2 separate regions of the Homo sapiens genome follow, and region 2 is linked to region 1. A link is a contact called in ENCODE Hi-C or POLR2A ChIA-PET data. All regions are on one chromosome and are shown on one strand. Each heading gives the region's core, a stretch centred on a gene start or an enhancer-like site at or near the end of the contact. The rest is flanking DNA. Distances are from core to core; before and after follow the strand shown. Region 1 holds the start of DEDD2 (death effector domain containing 2). Region 2 holds the start of ALDH16A1 (aldehyde dehydrogenase 16 family member A1).

What was found. Hi-C counts contacts between places; a loop is a spot of excess contacts on that map. ChIA-PET counts read pairs that join two places held with the same protein, here RNA polymerase II (POLR2A). Pooled maps may share reads with other maps.
Region 2: a loop to region 1 is called in a pooled map, with 10 times the contacts of the local background. The contact joins the promoter of ALDH16A1 here to the promoter of DEDD2 in region 1. A Hi-C loop is called at or near these places in 1 of 50 pooled maps. POLR2A ChIA-PET finds 5 or more read pairs at or near these places in 2 of 52 experiments (AG04449 and BJ).

Annotation. Positions count from the first base shown.
Region 1 is chr19:42,214,315-42,219,682 of GRCh38, reverse strand. It overlaps DEDD2 (death effector domain containing 2), which reads left to right and starts at 2,006. Exons shown (of 5, transcript NM_133328.4): 1 at 2,006-2,051; 2 at 2,638-3,003; 3 at 4,431-4,550. The coding sequence starts at 2,676. RefSeq lists enhancers at 1-770, 771-1,647 and silencers at 2,419-2,518, 2,529-2,588, 2,670-2,875.
Region 2 is chr19:49,451,975-49,457,342 of GRCh38, reverse strand. It overlaps ALDH16A1 (aldehyde dehydrogenase 16 family member A1), which reads right to left and starts at 4,118. Exons shown (of 17, transcript NM_153329.4): 1 at 3,922-4,118. The coding sequence starts at 4,011. RefSeq lists enhancers at 2,566-3,525, 5,259-5,308, 5,319-5,368, 5,223-5,368.

The DNA.
Region 1 (5,368 bases), core at 757-3,256:
TGCCATCCATTTGTTTCACAAGTAGGGAAACTGAGGCCCAGAGAGGGGAAGGGATTTCTTGGAGGGTTTGTTTGTTTGTTTGAGACGGAGTCTCACTCTGTCGCCCAGACTGGAGTGCAGTGGCACGATCTTGGCTCACTGCAACCTCCGCCTCCCGGGTTCAACCGATTCTCCTGCCTTAGCCTCCCGAGTAGTTGGGATTACAGGTGTCCACCACCACGCCCGGCTAATGTTTGTATTTTTTAGTAGAGACGGGGTTTTGCCATATTGGTCAGGCTGCTCTCGAACTCCTGATCTCAGGTGATCCACCCGTCTCGGCCTCCCAAAGTGCTGGGATTACAGGCGTGAACCACCGCGTCCGGTCTTGTTTGTTTGTTTGAGACAGAGTTTTGCTATTGTTGCCCGGACTGGAGTGCAATGGCGCAATCTCGGCTCACGGCAACCTCCGCCTCCAGGGTTCAAGCGATTCTCCTGCGTCAGCCTCCCGAGTAGCTGGGATTACAGGCATGCGTCAGCACGCCCGGCTAATTTTGTATTTTTAGTAGAGATGGGGTTTCTCCATGTTGGTCAGACTGGTCTCGAACTCCCGACCTCAGGTGATCCGCCCGCCTCGGCCTCCCAAAGTGCTGGGAATGCAGGCGTGAGCCACCGCACCTGGCGTTTGTTTGTTTCTTGAGACAAAGTCTCGCCCTGTGGCCCAGGCTGGAGTGCAGTGGCACTATCTCTGCTTACTGCTCCCTGGTTCAAGAGATTCTCTTGTCTCAGCCTCCCAAGTAGTTGGGATTTCAGGCGCGTGCCACCACATCCGGCTAAGAACAGACAGGGTTTCATCATGTTGGCCAGGCTGGTCTCGAACTCCTGGCCTCGTGTGATCCGCCCACCTCGGCTTCTCAAAGTGCTGGGATTACAGACGTGAGCTACCGCGCGCAGCCGATTCTTTTGAATTCACTGCTACAGCTCAGGCAGAGCCAGTACTGGGCCAGTGCTAGGCAGGACCCAGATCTCCCGACTCCCAAGAGGAGTTAATTGCGGGGGTGGGAAGAGGTCCAGGGAGGGGACTTGTCTCAAGTACATGCAGGTCCTGACCTTGAGTCACCTAAGTGGGGGGCGTGGCGACCGTCACACCCAAGGCCCCGCGGTAAGGGGACACGCATACACCACAGCCTAGACTCCCTGACAGACCCTCTCTAGTTGTTGCAAGTTAGGGAGCGGGTATCTGGGCGACCCTGGAGGGCAGAGATTGGAAGGGGTTACGGAGGGGCCGTTTTGGCTCTGGGTGGAGACATCTGACTGTGATGGGGGTCGTGATGGACGCCATCGAGATGTACACAGTCGGAATGGAGGGTTCTGTTGCCGCTTGGAAGGAGGTATCCGTCCTGAACGTGAGATGAGGGAATTCTGGTTTTGATCAGGGGAAGGAACTTATAGACTGCGGGGGTGGTGGTGGGGGGGCGGGATTTCCATTTGGGATCACGAGAGAGCACAGTTGAGATGTAGATCCCTGGTTGTCACTAGAAGTGAGGGACAATCTAATGGAGGAGTGCCCAGGACCAGATCATATAAGGCCTGGGAGTTTACTGGGAGACGGGAAAGTAGTGATTGTGTTACTTTGCCACGGGCAACTAGGGGCAGTGGTGATGTGGGCGTCTAGCTCGTGATCAGGAGGGGGCTGTAGTTTATGAGATGAGTAGTTACAACTACTCGTGACGTGGCGCTACATGGCCCCGGTGGCTTGAGTCACGGGCAGGAAGTAGGGACCTGGAACCGGGTACCAGATACAGCCCAAGAGGCGGCGTGCTCTCGCTCTGCGCAAGCGCAGCACTCGCGAACCAAGATGCTTCGGTTGGGGGCAGGTCAAGCGGCCCAGGAAGGGCGGGGCTTGGAGGCCTCGTTCTGCGCATGCGCCGAAGGGGCGTGGCGGTCGCACCTGCGCGAGTTGGGGGAAGGAGGAGGGGCGAGGTGACGCAGGCGTAATAATAGAGAAGGTGCCAGAAAGATCCAAAACAAGTGGCTGCGGCCGTCGCCCAGGAGTCATCGGACGCCAGAATCTGGTGAGGATCCAGAGAGGCCTAATGGTGACTGGTGGCGGGTAGACAGGACCACCTGGGCTCTGGGGAGCGGGCGGGGCCGCCCTTGCAGGGCGAGGGGGTCGGGTTCGGACGGTACCACCTGTGTGGAGCAAAGGGGCTGCCTGGGTCGCTCCTCTGTGTAGGGGGCAGAGGGTCACTTTCGGGAGGTACCACTTGCGTAGAGCCGGGGGACTCATCAGACGGTACCGCTGGACGGAGAAAAGGGGCTCGTCTGGGCAGTCCTACCCAGAGTCAGGGGCAGTCAGCAGGGAGCCCCGGGGTGGGCCCCGAGGCTTGTTTGGGCCGCATCGTTTGGTCAGGTCCGGAGGCGAGCTCCGAACGTAGCACGGTGGTGGGGGCAGAAGCCGAGCGGGCTCCGGCGTCCCGACCTGTTCTTAGGGGACCTCGGGCGGGACCATTCCCTCCCGGGGGAGGGGGAGGCCGAGGCGGTTGGGGGTGCGGGAGCGGCCCTGCCCGGCGCGATTGGGCGGGGGAGACGCGCTGGCGGTGTGGGGTTCGGGCCTCCGCGTCGCTGACCACTGCCCCCTCCCCGCTGTGTGGGTTCTAGGCCGGGTTCTGAGCTTGTTCCGCCTCCCTCCCCCGGGAATGGCGCTATCCGGGTCGACCCCGGCCCCGTGCTGGGAGGAGGATGAGTGCCTGGACTACTACGGGATGCTGTCGCTTCACCGTATGTTCGAGGTGGTGGGCGGGCAACTGACCGAGTGCGAGCTGGAGCTCCTGGCCTTTCTGCTGGATGAGGCTCCTGGCGCCGCCGGAGGCTTAGCCCGGGCCCGCAGCGGCCTAGAGCTCCTGCTGGAGCTGGAGCGCCGCGGGCAGTGCGACGAGAGCAACCTGCGGCTGCTGGGGCAACTCCTGCGCGTGCTGGCCCGCCACGACCTGCTGCCGCACCTGGCGCGCAAGCGGCGCCGGCCAGGTACGGTTGAATGGGAGGGTGTCACACTTCCTGGGAGGAAAGGGCCTGGCTCCCGCTGGGCCTCCCTGGTGCCCTGATACGGACAGTGCCATATCAGGCAGCTTATGTCCCATTCTGCTACTCTCTCTTCCCACAATATCAATGAGCAACATAAGAGGAAGAAAGCATGGCTTTGGGAATTTGGCCACATCAGTGATGATGATTTTGGCCACTGTTTACGGAGGGCTTGTTTCATGCCAGGCACAGCTGTCAGCCCTTCATATGAACTAGTGCCTTATAGTCTCCCAGTAATCTCACAAGGAAGTCCTGTTACTGTCTTCACTGTAACCAAGAAAATAACAAGTTCAGAGAAGTTAAGCAGTTTGCACGTATAATAACAATCCTGTTTGCTGGGCCTAGGAGGGATACAGGATGATGGAGCTGACAAGGTGTTTGTTCCATGAAGTTTAAGTTTAGTGGGGGCAATCAGATAATAAGAGAACTTATTTTTAGACGCTGTTGTAGGAAGACTAAAAGTAATGGAATAGAGAGAGTCAGGAGAGCAGCAAGGTGAAGGGAGGCTTTGCCCTGAGGCTGCACTGCCAGCCATGCATAGACCCCAGGGGAGAAAATCCCAGGGAGCATCCAAGGCCTGAGGTGGGAATGAGTTTGGCATCATCAGAGGCCAGTGTGGCAGGAGCAGAGGGGACCCAAGCTAGGGAAGAGAGGGAGGTAAGAAGTTATGTCATGAAGGGGCTTGCAGAGAACGTAGCTGGGAAGTGTGGGAGCCAGGATTCAAACCTAGCCAACTTGTCCCCAGAGTTGATGCCCTTAATCCTTGTGAAGGAAGTGCTCCTGGAGGATAGCAGCCTTCACATGAGAAGCTGGGAGGGGTTCAGGCTGCCGGTAGCCGTGTGCATGAATAGACCAAGCCTTTGTCTGGGTTACTAAAGGGGCAGTGGCTAGTTTGGGGAGGGGGGATTATGGCCTTCCCTGACCCAGAGTAAGCCCACAGGATTTAGATAAGCAGGAGAAGGACAGCTCTAGGGAAGAGCTGACAGCATTTTTGGATATCTATGTCTGAAGATCACGCTCTAGAAGAGAAGATTTGGGGAGCCTGCACAGAGGCCTGCTTACTCCTTGGGGAGAGCTGGGGGCAGTTGATGCCAGGGCAAAGGGCCATTACAGGGACCCTTACCATGACTATCAACAGAATAACCTTGACAGTTTGAGCTGCCGTAGACGTGGGTTAGATTGCCCCAAGTCGTGATAAGTTCTCTCTCTTAGGAGGCATCTGAGCAACCTCTGCAGGAGGTGTTTGAGAATGAGTGGGTATTTGGGCTCTGACTACTGGGGAACTTAGGCACCTCGTGGTGCAGGCATTCTTCCAGGGGTGGGAATTAGGGCCAGGAGGCTGAATGCTTCTTCCTGTTCTTCTCTTCCTCCAGTGTCTCCAGAACGCTATAGCTATGGCACCTCCAGCTCTTCAAAGAGGACAGAGGGTAGCTGCCGTCGCCGTCGGCAGTCAAGCAGTTCTGCAAATTCTCAGCAGGGTCAGTGGGAGACAGGTGAGCCCAGCTGGGTGGGTGTAATGGCAGCATCCCTCTTTTCCTTATGAATTGTGCCCATCAAGGAAGGGGCCTGAGGGGTTATTCTGTCTCATTTTCACTGTGTGTGTGTGTGTGTGTGTGTGTGTGTGTTTATTGCTACAGATACTCTGTTCTGAAGCAACATACAGAATTGTTGCACATAGTTTCGTGTTTCGTTTAAATGGCATTACATTGTGGGTATTACTCTGCACCTGGCTGTCTTTGCTAGATGTGTCTGAGATTTATTCATGCTGAGTATCTCTAATTGTATTATTTTAATTGCCATGCCCCAATTAACTTATTTATTCTCACCACCCCCAGTTTTTGTTTTTTTCTGTTTGGCTTTTTCAAGATAGGGGCTTGGTCTGTCACCCAGGCTGGAGTGCAGTGATGAAATCATAGCTCTCTGCGGCCTTGAACTCCTGGGCTCAAGCTGTCCTTCCACCTCAGCCTCTCAAGTAACTAGAACTACAGGGGTATGCCACCATGCCTGGCTAATTTTTTCATCCTTTATAGAGGTGTGGTCTCCCCCTTGTTGTCCAGGCTGGTCTTGAACTCCTAGCCTCAAGCAGTCCTCCCACCTCAGCCTCCCAAAGTGCTGGATTACAGGCATGAGCCATCATGCCAGCCACCTCTAGTTGTTGTTGTTGTTTTGAGGCAGAATCTCATTCTGTCACTCAGGCTTCGGTGCAGTGGTGCAATCTCGGCTCACTGCAACCTCTGCCACCCAGATTCAAGCAATTCTCCTGCCTCAGCCTCCCAAGTAGCTGGAACTACAGGCGCATGACACCATGCCT
Region 2 (5,368 bases), core at 2,869-5,368, 7.2 Mb before region 1:
ATCTCCTGACCTCGTGATCCGCCCGCCTCGGCCTCCCAAAGTGCTGAGATTACAGGCGTGAGCCACTGCGCCCGGACTTCTCCTCCATATTTCTTTCTCATCCTGGTCACGTCTTCCCTGATGCTAAATCCAAAGCACACTGCTCACTTGCTCCTTCTACAGACTCCCCTAGCATCTCTGATGTCACATATTCCTGATTTTTCTCTTACTGGCCCTTCTTTCTTTTTTTTTTTTGAGATGGAGTCTTGCTCTTGTCTCCCAGGCTGGAGTGCAATGGTGCGATCTCAGCTCACTGCAACCTCCGCCTCCTGGGTTCACGTGATTCTCCTACCTCAGCCTCCCAAGTAGCTGGGATTACAGGCGGCCGCCACCATGCCCAGCTAATTTATATATTTCTAGTAGAGATGGGTTTTTACCATGTTGGCCAGGCTGGTCTCGAACTCCTGGCCTCAGGTGATCCACTCGCCTCGGCCTCCCAAAGTGCTGGGATTACAAGCATGAGCCACTGTGCCTGGCTTCTCCTTTCTCTTTAAAGCAAAAAAGTTACTTAGAAGTTCCAAACTCAAACGCCCACAGGGAGAGAGACATCTGTGAGAAAGTCAGGGATATTTGAACATGAACTGGGCATCAGATGACATTAAAGAATGATTGTTGGCCGGGCATGGTAGCTCACATCTGTAATCCCTGCACTTTCCCACGCTGAGACGGGAGGATTGCTTGAGCTGAGGAGTTTGAGACTAGTCTGGACCTACACAGCAAGACCCCATCTCTACAAAAATAAAAGTAAAAAATTTGCCAGTCATGATGATGCACACTTGTAGTCTCAGCTAGTCAGGAGGCTGGGGTGGGAGGATTGCTTGGGTCCAGGAGTTTCAGGCTGCAGTGAGCTATGAACGCTACTGAATGCTAGCCTGGGCGACAGAGTAAGATCCTGTCTCAAACAAACAAACAAAAAACAAAAAGAATGACTTAATGTTAAGTGTGGTAACAGACCATGGTAGTTTTGTAACAAAATGAGCCCTTATCTGTTAGAAGAAAGGATTCAAATATTTATAGGAAAATACTGTGACATCCAGGATTTGTTTAAATTACTCCAAAGAAAATACAGAAGGAAACAGCGCTGGGATAAATGTTGATGATGGTTGAGGCACAGTGATGGGTAAACAGGAGTTCAAAATAAATGCTAATTATTCTGTGCAAGTTGGAAAGCTTCCCCCCAAAAGAAAAACAAAATTCCAAAAGAATGTCCAGAGGGTTCCAGGAGGCCTGAGAAGAGGGCCTGGATGAGAAGAGGAGCTTAACGATTCATGGAAAAGACAGGAGCTATTGGTCCCAGATGACTTTTGTCAGGGAAGTTGAGCCAAATGTTGACACATTTTGGAATTTTATTTTCAAGAGGACCTCCCGGATGTTTACATGGAATCAATTGTCCAGCATTTCACATAAAAAAAAAATAAAGTTCACGCCAAAGAAAACATGTTTGTTGGTTGAGTCTGGCCCAGAGACTGTACGGTTGAGAACTTTGCTGGTGTAGGCAAGACCACGGGTCTGAAATGCAAGGACTCAAGTCCAAGTCTCAACTTCACTTTTTATGTTTTATTTTTATATTAATAGAGATAGGGCCTCACCATGTTGCCCAGGCTGGTCTCAAACTCCTAGGTGCGAGTGATCCTCCTGCCTCGGTCTCCCAAACTGCTGGGATTACAGGTGTGAGCCACTTGCCTGGCCTCAACTTCTTTTTTTTTCAGGGGGGACAGGGTCTTATTCTGTCACCCAGGCTGGAGTTCAGTGGTATGATCACTGCACCTCCCAGGCTCAGGTGATCCTCCCACCTCAGCCTCCCGGGTAGCTGGGACTACAGGTGTGTGCTGCCATCCTCGGCTAATCTTTTGTTTTCTGTTTCCTTTTTTTTTTTTTTTTTTTTTTGAGATGGAGTTTTGCTCTTGTTGCCCAGGCTGGAGTGCAGTGGCGTGGTCTCGGCTCACTGCAATCTCCACCTCCTGGGTTCAAGCGATTCTCCTGCCCCAGCCTCCCAAGTAGCTGGGATTACAGGTGCCTGCCACCACGCCCAGCTAATTTTTTGTATTTTTAGTAGAGATGGGTTTCACCATCTTGGCCAGGCTGGTCTCGATCTCCTGACCTCATGATCCGCCCGCCTCGGCCTCCCAAAGCGCTGGGATTACAGGTGTGAACCACTGCGCCCAGCCATTTTTGTATTTTTTTTGGAGACAGCGTCTTGCTCCGTTGCCCAGGCTGGAGTGCAGTGGTGCAATCTCAGCTTACTGCAACCTCTGCCTCCTGGATTCAAGCAATTCTCCCACCTCAGCCTCCCAAGTAGCTAGGATTACAGGCAAACACCACCACGCTCAGGTAATTTTTGTATTTTAGTAGAGATGGGGTTTCACCATGTTGGCCAGGCTGGTCTCGAACTCCTGACCTCAGGTGATCCGCCCACCTAGGACTCCCAAAGTGCTGGGATTACAAGTCTGAGCCACCACGCCTGGCCCAATGTTTTGTATTTTAGTAGAGACGAGGTTTCACTATGTTGCCCAGGCTGGTCTCGAATTCCTGAGCTCAGGCGATCTGCCCGTCTTGGCCTCCCCAAGTTCTAGGCTGTGCCAGGGTTCTGATCCAGTTCCTTCCACTTGGATCATTGCTCTGGCCTCCTGCCCTCCCCCTCAAAGAAGCCTAAGCTCCTTTCGCCTGGGTGCTGGGGGACCCTGGGGGATCATGAGAGCCCCGTGAAGGAATTCTGAGAGTGCCTGGGGAAACGACAGAAAGTTTGAGGTGCCCTACTCATTTGCAGGAACCCCACGAGGGTTCTGGGGGCCTCTGAGGGGTCATGGGAGTCCTAGGGAGGTTCTGAGGACCCCCAGGGGATCATGGGACCCTCACGAGGACTTCAGGGGTTCCTGAACAATCATGGGAACCCTATGGGACATTCTGAGAGCTAGAGAGATCATAGGAGCCCCGTGAGGGTATTGTGAGGGGCCATAAGTAATTACAGGAAGTCCTGATGTGGCTGGGTGCAGTAGCTCACGCCTGTAATCCCAGCACTTTGGGAAGTCGAGGTGGGTGGATCACTTGAGGCCAGGAGTTCGAGACCAGCCTGGCCAACATGCTGAAACCTTGTCTCTAGAAAAAGTACAAATATTAGCTGAGAGTGGTGGCGCGCGTCTCTGGTCCCAGTTACTTGGGGGGCTGAGGTGAGAGGATGGCTTGAGCCCAGGAGGTTGAGGCTGCAGTGGTGTGATAGCGCCAGTGCACTTCAGTTTGGGCGACAGAGTGAGACCCTGGCTCAAAAAAAAAAACAAAAAAAAAACCCAACCCAAACCGGAAGTCCTGATGTATTCTAGGCTCCTGAGAGTTCCGATGAGGTCACATGAACCCCACGAGTATTGAGGGGTCCTATGGGATCACGGGGGCTCCATGGAAGTTCTGAAGGTCTCTGGGTAATCAAAGGGATGAAGGGAGTCCCTCAGGAGGTCTGGGGTGCTCTGGAGGCCCATGGAAGCCATAGGATGTTTTGAAGAGTCGTGGAAAGACAATGGGGGTTGTGGGTCACTGGAGCCTCACAGGAATCCTAAGGGGTCTGGTGGGTGGCGTCAGGTTCTGAGGGGACCCTGAGGAATCACGAGAGCGTCTAGAGGAGTTCAGGAAAACCGCGGAAACACTACGAGGAGTTCAGGATCAAGGGGCAAGAGAACCAGTGGGGAAGACCGGAACAGACTAAAAGGCTGCCACCGCCAAGGCTCAAGGGAGCGTCCTACAGGGCGCGATCCTATTGGGCGGCGGGAATCACGGGGACTAAGAGAGGCGGAGCGGCTGAGCTACCGCAGTGGATGACGGGACTCCCCGCGAAAAACCGGGCGCCCAGGCCTGGGGAACGCAGCGAGCAGCGCCGGCCGGGCAGACTCTCACCAGTGCGCATGCGTGGCTCTCCGGCACCGGTCCGTACTCCAGCGAGGTGAAGATCTCGCGGGCGCGGGGCCCTGCACGCGTCGCAGCCATCGCCTACCCCGAACGCTTTCCGCGAAGACTGCGGGGCGCTCTGTGTTAAGGGGAACCTTGAGGTCCGAAGAGCGACACCTCCGGTTCCAGCCCAAAGGGGCGGGGCTAATGGGAATGGGGTGGGGCTACAAGATACAGAGAGCAGCCACGCCCACACTTTTTCCTTAGGACCCGATGGCCCCGCCTACGTCCCCCACGGGGAAGCGTATTTAGGAGCATGCGCACTGCTTAAAACGGGGAGGAAGGGGAGACGGCGATGTGGGTACTTTGCGAATAGTTAGGAGGGCTCCGGATTTATGAGGATCGGCGTGGCCGGGCACGATGGCTCTTGGCTGTAATCCCAGCACTTCGGGAGGCCGAGGCGGGCGGATCACCTAAGGTCGGGAGTTCGAGACCAGCCTGACCAATTTGGTGAAACCCCGTCTCTACTAAAAATACAAGCATTAGCCGAGCTGTGGTGGTGCGCGCCTGTAATCTCAGCTACTCAAGAGGCTGAGGCGGGAGAATCACTTGAACCCAGAAGGTGTACGTTTCAGTGAGCCGAGATCGCGCCACTGCACTCCAGCCTGGGTGGCAAAGGGAGACTGTGTCTAAAAAAAAAATAGTAATAAAAAAAAAGGGTCGTCCTATTGATGCGTCTTCCCAGTGCCTTGTTTTATAGTAGCAGGAAGTGCAGGTTTTGTTTTACCTTTTATTTTCTTGAGACAGGGTCTCCCTCTGTCGCCCAGGGCTGGAGTGCAGTGGTCCGATCACGGCTTACTGTCGCCTCGACTTTTCAGGTTTAAACATTACTCCTGCGTCAGCCTGCACAGTAGCTGGGACTACAGGCAGGTGCCATCAAGCCTGGCTAATTTTTTTTTTTTTTTTTTTTTTGGTAGAGACAGGATCTTGCTATGTTGCTCAGGCTGGTCTCGAACTCCTGGGCTCAAGCGATCCTCCTACCTCGGCCTCCCAGCCTCAAAGTGCAGCTTTTCTAATTATATTGACTAGAGGTCTAGATCTAGATCTAGACCTGGCGGGTCTAGATCTGGACGTATTAGGATCTAGAGCTGGCAGGAAGTGATAATTCAAAGATAAAAAGGGTACCTTTTAGGATGGACATTGAGATTAAGGTTTGGAAAATGCAACCTTCACTGCAAAGTAAGGGGGCCAGTTTTGGTTGTGGAAAGAGTGGAAGTCTGGCGCTTTTTTTTTTTTTTTAAGAGATGGGGTGTGGGACGTTATCTCATTGTATTGCCCAAGCTGGTTTCGAACTCCTGGCCTCAAGCGATCCTCTTGCCCTGGCCTTCCAAAGTGCTGGGACTACCGGTAGGAGCCACAGCGCCCAGCCGGAAGTGTGGCTTTCATAGATACAGGA